3 separate regions of the Homo sapiens genome follow, and all the other regions are linked to region 3. A link is a contact called in ENCODE Hi-C or POLR2A ChIA-PET data. All regions are on one chromosome and are shown on one strand. The core of a region is the stretch at or near the end of the contact, and the rest is flanking DNA. Distances in the headings are between cores, read along the strand shown. Region 1 holds the start of AUP1 (AUP1 lipid droplet regulating VLDL assembly factor). Region 2 has its middle 17 kb from the start of TPRKB. Region 3 has its middle 28 kb from the start of BOLA3.

The links. Hi-C counts contacts between places; a loop is a spot of excess contacts on that map. ChIA-PET counts read pairs that join two places held with the same protein, here RNA polymerase II (POLR2A). Pooled maps may share reads with other maps.
Region 1: a pooled map shows a loop between it and region 3 (7-fold over the local background). The contact joins the promoter of AUP1 here to the enhancer-like site in region 3. A Hi-C loop is called at or near these places in 6 of 50 pooled maps. POLR2A ChIA-PET finds 5 or more read pairs at or near these places in 2 of 52 experiments (HepG2 and MCF 10A).
Region 2: a pooled map shows a loop between it and region 3 (2.5-fold over the local background). The contact joins two enhancer-like sites. A Hi-C loop is called at or near these places in 2 of 50 pooled maps. POLR2A ChIA-PET finds 5 or more read pairs at or near these places in 3 of 52 experiments (GM10248, Panc1 and activated CD8-positive, alpha-beta memory T cell).

Annotation. Positions count from the first base shown.
Region 1 is chr2:74,528,364-74,531,063 of GRCh38, forward strand. It overlaps AUP1 (AUP1 lipid droplet regulating VLDL assembly factor), which reads right to left and starts at 1,343. Exons shown (of 12, transcript NM_181575.5): 1 at 1,217-1,343; 2 at 999-1,136; 3 at 769-919; 4 at 388-572; 5 at 54-126. The coding sequence starts at 1,266. HTRA2 (HtrA serine peptidase 2) reads left to right here and starts at 1,570. Exons shown (of 8, transcript NM_013247.5): 1 at 1,570-2,149; 2 at 2,254-2,458; 3 at 2,548-2,700. The coding sequence starts at 1,644. RefSeq lists enhancers at 787-1,616, 789-1,671, 2,127-2,256, 2,277-2,346, 2,377-2,456 and 1 more and a silencer at 1,647-1,736.
Region 2 is chr2:73,752,735-73,755,434 of GRCh38, forward strand. No RefSeq gene overlaps it. Among named protein-coding and RNA genes, the nearest start is that of TPRKB, 17 kb to the left of the region's middle. RefSeq lists a silencer at 1,264-1,447. Within about 2 kb of position 1,342, at least 2 of the 41 ENCODE cell types and tissues checked have a DNase peak (open chromatin) inside an H3K27ac peak, as active enhancers do.
Region 3 is chr2:74,118,891-74,121,590 of GRCh38, forward strand. It overlaps a transcript of TET3 not described here and the pseudogene FNBP1P1. Among named protein-coding and RNA genes, the nearest start is that of BOLA3, 28 kb to the right of the region's middle. RefSeq lists an enhancer at 1,380-1,739. Within about 2 kb of position 1,406, at least 35 of the 41 ENCODE cell types and tissues checked have a DNase peak (open chromatin) inside an H3K27ac peak, as active enhancers do.

The DNA of each region.
Region 1 (2,700 bases), core at 93-2,592, 410 kb after region 3:
ATGGGAAATTTCCCCTTCAAGCCCCAGAGATTCCCTGTTCAACACACACTCACCACAGAGACCAGGGGTCTCTGAACTTGCAGGGTAAGAGGTTGTACCACATCTTGGATAGAAAATGGCCAGGAACTAGAAGAGGAAGGAGAAAGTAGGATGGGAATCCAGCCAGCCTAGTCAGCAGCTCACACCTGCCTTATAACAGGCAACTGTCAAACTCTACAAGCACATAATTGAAGAATGAAGGGATTCAGGAGAAAGAACTTAAAGTGGACAGAAAGGAAATGAACTGGAGATGATGGGGTCTAAGGGCCGAAGAAAGTTGTAAAAACTCAAGGGCCCACAAGCTTGACCACCTACCCAGCTGGCGCCCCATACCTGTGCTAAACCCACCTGAAGCGCAGGAGCCCCTCCCGGCCATTGGTGGCCTCTTCCTCAGGGAATAGCAGCAGAGGAGTGGGGGGAAGCCTCGTGGAAGCACAGAATCTCTTGAGTGACTCCACCAACTCCCCCCGCCCATTCATCTCCATGAAGCCCCGAGACCAGCACACAAAGCTGGGGGGACTATTGAGTAGAGGCTGGGAACCAGGAGAAGAGAAAGCAAGAAGAAAAATATTGAGGAAAATGAAAAAAAAAACTGACATGTTGGGTAGAGGATCGGGGTTAGGGGTAAGGCTCAGTATCCTCCATGGGGAACGCGAGTGGGGACAGGGGGGCCTTCAGCTGGGCCCCAGGGAACCGCCCCGTGGCGCTCTCGGCCTCGCTCTCACTCACGGTGCTACAGGTGGTAAGCAAATTGACTATGTTGTGGTCGAAAGGTGTCACATGGTTGGAAATGAGGACCCTGACACTGTGATCCCGGAGTCCGGAGTCCTCCTGCCGGGCCACGAGCCCTAGCACCGCACACATGGTCCGCACTACGAATCTGGGGACACAGGAGGTGGTGACTGTGTGGCCTCGGGCCAGACCCAGCTCTGACACTCCCCGAACGCCCGCGTCGGAACCTGCGAAGGACGCTGTCTGGCAGCGCGCAGCTGACCAGGAAGACGTGGATCCCGAGAAAGAGGCGCAGGACGAGGAGGCAGAACCCGACTGGCGCGTAGAGCAGCAGCACGAGCAGTAGGAAGCAGTCACCCGGAAGCCTGGGGGCGAGAGGCGAAGTGGTCAGGCGCCGAAGGCCGAGAGCACGCGGGGATCGGTCTCTTCCCGCCGGGTCTCTTACCGGTGCGAGTCAAAGAGCCGCTCCGGCCCCGGCCCTGAGGGAAGCTCCATAACTGCTGCTTCAGGAGCGCCCGGCCGTCGCCGCCGCCGCCATTTTCGCGCCCGGCCGCAGGGGCTCTTGGGAAGGCGGAGTCTTTGGGCATCCGCCCGGGGTGAGGGGACCCGAAGTCCTGAGGCGCGCCGGAAGGGCTAGCGGTCCCAGCATACCCCGCGGCCCCTTGGGCCGTCTCACAACTCGCGTCCGGCGGAGACCACAATTCCCGGCATTCGTGGGGCAGGGAGGAGTCGGCCTCCCGGAATCCTGGTCCCGGCGTGCACTTCTGAAGGACTTCAGGTACCGGCGTGCCCCGCGTCCTACTGTCCGCCTGCTCGCGTCCTGGGTGCCGCCTCTGAGTAGGGCGGGCGAGGAGGCAGCCAAGGCGGAGCTGATGGCTGCGCCGAGGGCGGGGCGGGGTGCAGGCTGGAGCCTTCGGGCATGGCGGGCTTTGGGGGGCATTCGCTGGGGGAGGAGACCCCGTTTGACCCCTGACCTCCGGGCCCTGCTGACGTCAGGAACTTCTGACCCCCGGGCCCGAGTGACTTATGGGACCCCCAGTCTCTGGGCCCGGTTGTCTGTTGGGGTCACTGAACCCCGAGCATGCCTGACGTCTGGGACCCCGGGTCCCCGGGCACAACTGACTGCGGTGACCCCAGATACCAGGACCCGGGAGGCCTCAGAGAACTCTGGAACCCGTTCGCGCGCGTGGCTGGCGGTGGCGCTGGGCGCTGGGGGGGCAGTGCTGTTGTTGTTGTGGGGCGGGGGTCGGGGTCCTCCGGCCGTCCTCGCCGCCGTCCCTAGCCCGCCGCCCGCTTCTCCCCGGAGTCAGTACAACTTCATCGCAGATGTGGTGGAGAAGACAGCACCTGCCGTGGTCTATATCGAGATCCTGGACCGGTAATGGTGGGGGTAGACCGGGAGGCACTGAAGCCACAGGCTGGAGGGCGGGCGGGTAGGAGGGGTCAGAGCCTCCTCTTATCTGTGCTTTCCCTCCATTTCAGGCACCCTTTCTTGGGCCGCGAGGTCCCTATCTCGAACGGCTCAGGATTCGTGGTGGCTGCCGATGGGCTCATTGTCACCAACGCCCATGTGGTGGCTGATCGGCGCAGAGTCCGTGTGAGACTGCTAAGCGGCGACACGTATGAGGCCGTGGTCACAGCTGTGGATCCCGTGGCAGACATCGCAACGCTGAGGATTCAGACTAAGGTGGGGGCTGGGGTAGGCCAGGTCTGGTTGGAGCTGCTTATTTGCTCGCATCTTCAGATGACAGGTCTCTTTTACCCATTCTCCCTTAGGAGCCTCTCCCCACGCTGCCTCTGGGACGCTCAGCTGATGTCCGGCAAGGGGAGTTTGTTGTTGCCATGGGAAGTCCCTTTGCACTGCAGAACACGATCACATCCGGCATTGTTAGCTCTGCTCAGCGTCCAGCCAGAGACCTGGGACTCCCC
Region 2 (2,700 bases), core at 92-2,591, 370 kb before region 3:
TCAATGTGACCTTTATCAGCCACAGTGCCCTGATATTCAAAGAAAACTGCAAAAGGTAAATGGGATCCTTGGGTTGCCAATCTCACATTTAGTGGACTTAGCTTTTAAAGTGTACTATGCTCAGGATGAGGCTCAGGAAAGTGCAAATTGAAGCAACAAGTAACTCACTGGCAGCTGTGCTTGACTACCAACCTAGGGGAAAAGGAAGAAATCAAAGAGCGGCTCACGCCCCCTTCAGAAAAAAAACCAATATGCCTATTGTAAGAAGGAGGGACACTGGAAAAAGGGCTGTCCCAAATTGACCAAAGCAGCTAGCAAGTGCAGTGTCCCTCAAAATCAGATGAGGAGAGAGAATAATATTTAGATGAAGACTGATGTGTCCCAGGGACTCCCTTAGACTTGGAGCAACCAGTGGCTATATCCCCACAGGATTCCTAGATACAACTGACAGTGGGGAACAGAATGATTGACTTTTTACTTGACACAGTGCCACATATTAATTAATTAACAATTGTCTCTCTCCAGCTTTGGGAAAAACCATTACTGTTACACGGATATTGGGAGACACCATTATCCCTTTCTACAATCTTCAGGTTACCATTTACGAGAGACCGGCCTAGGGCATAGTTTCTTGTACATGCTTAATGCCCAGTGCCCCTCCTGGGCTGGGATTTGCTTGCCAAATTGTATGCTCAACTTGTCTTTCCCCCCAGATGCCTAGATATAATGATTCCTTCTGAACAAGTTTGCAGGTTTCAAATACTCCTGCTGCAACCAGAAAACGAAGAGGTTCAGGACATTCCAGAAGAAATTCTCACACAGGTAAGGAGAGATGTTTGGGCCCAAGGGAAGCCAGGGAGAGTGGTCACAGCCAAACCCATAAAAATTAAAAGAGAGACACAGAATACCCATTAAAGGAAGTGGCATGAAAGGGTATTCAACCACTCTTGGAAGGCTTTTTTGGCACAAGGACTGATTTGGTCCTGTAATTCTCCCTTTAACATTCCTGTTCTACGGTGGGCAGCAAGCCACCCAGGTGCTGAGGCAAGAGACCGAGGGCACAAGTTGTTCCAGTATAATAAAATATATAAAACAACAAGAGTTATACTAGATCTAAATCATAGACATGATTATATATGAATATCATTAATCATTAGTTTGTAGCAATTACTCTTTATTCCAATACTGTAATAATCCTCGCTCTATAATCATAACCTAGGAAAAACCAGGCCATACAGAGATAGGAACCGAAGGGACATAGTGAGTGAGAAGTGATCAGAAGACAAGAGTGCAAGCCTTCTGTTATGCCCGGACAGGGCCACCAGAGGGCTCCTTGGTCTAGTGGTAATGCCAGCGTCTGGGAAGACGCCCATTGCCAAGCAGACCGTGGTCTAGCAGTAGCATCAGTGTCAAGGAAAAACACCCGCTACTTAGCAGACCGGGAAAGGGAGTCTCCCTTTCCCTGGGGGAGTTTAGAGGAGATTCTACTCCTCCACCTCTTATGGAGGGCCTGACATCAGTCAGGCCCGCCCGCAGTTATCCGGAGGCCTGACCCTGTCTCCCTGTGATGCTGTGCTTCAGTGGTCACGCTCCTAGTCTGCTTTCAAGTTCCATCCTGTACACCTGGCTCTGCCTTTTAGATAACAGTAGCAAAATTAATGAAAGTACTAAAAGTCTCTGATATGCAGAAATAATGGCGTAAGCTGTCTCTCTCTCGCTCTCCCTCTCTCTGCCTCGGCTGCCAGGCAGGGAAGGGCCCCCTGTCCAGTGGACACGTGACTCACGTGACCTTATCAATCACTAGAGATGACTCACACTCTTTACCCTGCCCCTTTTGCCTTGTATCCAATAAATAACAGTGCAGCCAGGCATTCGGGGCTACTACTGGTCTCTGCATCTTGGTGGTAGTGGTCCCCCAGGCCCAGCTGTCTTTTATCTCTTTGTCTTGTGTCTTTATTTCTACAATCTCTCGTCTCCACACATGGGGAGAAAAACCCACTGACCCTGTGGGGCTGGTCCCTACATCTTACCATCATGCAAGTCCCATTAAGACAACTACAGTTTCGGCTGGGCGTGGTGGCTCACGCCTGTAATCCCAGCACTTTGGGAGGCCGAGGCGGGCGGATCACGAGGTCAGGAGATCAAGACCATCCTGGCTAACATGGTAAACCCCATCTCTACTAAAAATACAAAAAAGTTAGCCAGGCGTGGTGGCAGGCACCTGTAGTCCCAGCTACTCAGGAGGCTGAGGCAGGAGAATGGCTTGAACCTGGGAGGCGGAGCTTGCAGTGAGCCGAAATCGTGCCACTGCACTCCAGGCTGGGTGACAGAGCGAGATTCGTCTCAAAAAAAAAAAAGACAACTACAGTTTGTACAAGACTTAGGGCCAGTAATGAAACAGTCTAGGACATACACCCTATGGTAACTAACCCCTATAGCTTGCTGATCACTTTGTCAGGAGAACTAGGTTGGTTTACAGATTTGGACTGTAAAGATGCCTTATTTTGCATTAGACAAGGAGACACAAGAGATCTTTGAATTTGAATCTCTGAGGCTGGGACACAGGTCAATCAGCAGTACTGTTATCTCAAGGATTTAAAAATTCCCCCACAATCTTTGGGAAATTTTTGGCATGGAACTTAACGGACATCTGGCTGACAGAAGGAACGCTTTTACAATATGTGGATGAAATCTGTGTTG
Region 3 (2,700 bases), core at 156-2,655:
ATTCAAATTTATCCAACTTTTGCAATAATGTCTCTTATAATTGTGTTTTCCTCCTAAACCAAGACTCAAACCAAGATCCAGTCCAGAATCACACCATGCATGTAAGTTGTAGTTTCTTGACCCTTCTTTGATCTGCAGACTGCTGCCCTATCACTTTGTTCTTTCACAATATTGCCAACTTTTGGCTGGGTGCGGTGGCTCACGCCTGTAATCCCAGCACTTTGGGAGGCTGAGGCGGGATCACTTGAGGTCAGGAGTTTGAGACCACCCTGGCCAACATAGTGAAACCCTGGCTCTACTAAAAATCCAAAAATTAGCTGGGTATGGTGTCACGTGCCTGTAATCCCAGATACTTCGGAGGCTGAGGCAGGAGAATTGCTTGAACCGGGGAGGCGGAGGTTGCAGTGAGCCGAGATCGCACCACTGCACTTCAGCCTGGGAGACAGAGTGAGACTCTATCTCAAAAAAAAAAAAAAAAAAGATATTGCCATCTTTTAAGAACTCAAGTCAATTGCTTTGCAGAATGTTCCTCAATTTTGATTTGTCTGATTGTTTCTTCATTAATCAGGTTGAGCCTATTAGAAATACTACCCAGATGATGTGTGTTCTTCCTGTTCCTCACACCAGGAGGCACACAGTCTCAGTTTGTCCTATTACTGGAAATGCTAAGTTTGACTTTTGGCTAAGGCAATGTCCAGCAAATGTCTCCATTGCCTGAAAAATTTCCCCTTTATAATTAATAAGTAATCCAGGAGGTGTTACTTTAAGACTGTGTGAATAACCTATTCCCAGTCTTTCACCTAATAGTTTCAGCTTCCACTGGTGATTCTTGGCTGAATCAATTATTACCACGATTGCTGCAAAATGGTGGATTTCCAATTTTATAATTCCTATATTTATTGGTTGTCATTCTACTGTTTTGAAAAAGCATCTTTACTTCTCTCTCCTTTTATATTAATATTAGTGTAGTAGTTGTGGTAATATGAACCCATGGATTCTTTTTAATTGAATGTTTTAAATACTTGTCAAATTATACAAAATTCAACCAACGGCAGCCCCTTCAAACTTATTCCTGTGGCCTTTTGACATTCCTTGGGTGCTTCTGTTTTCTGTTACAGGCCTGAGGTGTCAGCAGGAAAGACGTACTAGTGGCCCCTGAAGCCCTGTTACCTCGGGCCTCTAGGACTTTCGATAGGCCGCCTCCCTTCTCTTAAGAGCCCACAGGTTGGACCTCCAGGTTCTTCCCTGGGTGCTCCCGGAAGGACGCTGCTTCGGGCTCCTCCCGGGGGAACTCCATTCTAGGCGCCCGGCTCCCGGCTCCCCCGCCCGCCCAACCCCGGAGCGCTCCATTCTCCTTGCCAGGCTGCAAACTCCGCCTCCGGTCGCTCTGGCCGACGGCCTCCACGGCGGCAGGGGGCGACCTCTCGGCAAGACTTTCCGCCGGGGTCCCAGCCCGGCAGGAGCTTCCGGAGAGATGGCGGGCGACGTCCGTACCTCTCCGTCTTTCCCTCCTGGGCTGGTGCCGTGGCTACGCCCCGGCCGCTCCACACACCTACCCGGGGGGAACGTGTGCCTGGGCCGCTGGAGTCGCGAATGGCCGGTTATTCACACGTTCAAGTACCCAAGGCAGGCGGCCCTGCAGGCGTCGTCGCGGGTTCTTCCGGCCATCTTGTTGAGGAGGGACCGGAAGGAGGAGCGGCTGAGGAGCCCAAGGAGCGGGGCGGCGGCCACTAGGAGCTCAGGAGGCAAGGGCGTGGCCGAGTGGGACCCACTTGCCTGCCTGGACCCAGAACTCTGGGATCAGTTTGACAACTTAGAAAATCGATAGTCTTGAGAAATTCATCATATCTGCCAAGGAAAGGACTGAGATTGAACTCAGCTATACAAAACAACTCAGGAATCTTTTAAAGACATGCCAACCTAAAAGGAACTGGAAGGAGAAAGAATACATTACGTAAAACTCTCCTTCCCTCCCTGTGAACAAAATGAGTGATCACGCTAGGCAGCATTAAGTTATCTTCTTTGAGGTCTTGAACTTTCAGATCACCGTGGAGTTACAAGGGCATGTTCAAAACCAAAAGCAGGAGAGGAAATCTCACTTTCATGATGCCCAGAAGGCACAACCACCGACAGAGACTTGATGGAAGCAACTTGAGGCAAGTAAAAGACAATTGAGATTATAAAAAGGCTGCTGAGCACATCAGTATTTTGAGAAAATGCCATATGTTTTAAAAACACGTTTTTAAAAGTCGATGTTGAAAAAGGCACACCACCAAGCTGCGAAAACATCACCAATGGCAGAAGACGGCAGACTACTCAATGAGAATTGAATTACTCATCAATTCAAGAAATTTGACACTGAGCTGCAGGAATTTTACCATCCTAATAGTTCCAACAACTTCCAGAAAATACAAGAGATAGAGGGAAAGAGGATAGTGAGAATGAGAGAATCAGTGAAGACATATGTAGCGATTGGGCAACAGGTGATAGCAATCAATAGGAGATGCTTGGAGAGAATAGTAAAGGCAACTGAATCAATGATCAGAAAAATGTCACAGCTGGTAATAAAAACTTTCAAGTCAGAGTGTGAGCCTCCTGGAGACATCTGAGGACTACACTCTGCCAATAAGGTGCTTGATAATAGTCTTTCAGATTTCTGAGGAGAAGGCAAACCAGGGTCAGCTGTGGTGGCAAATTGAA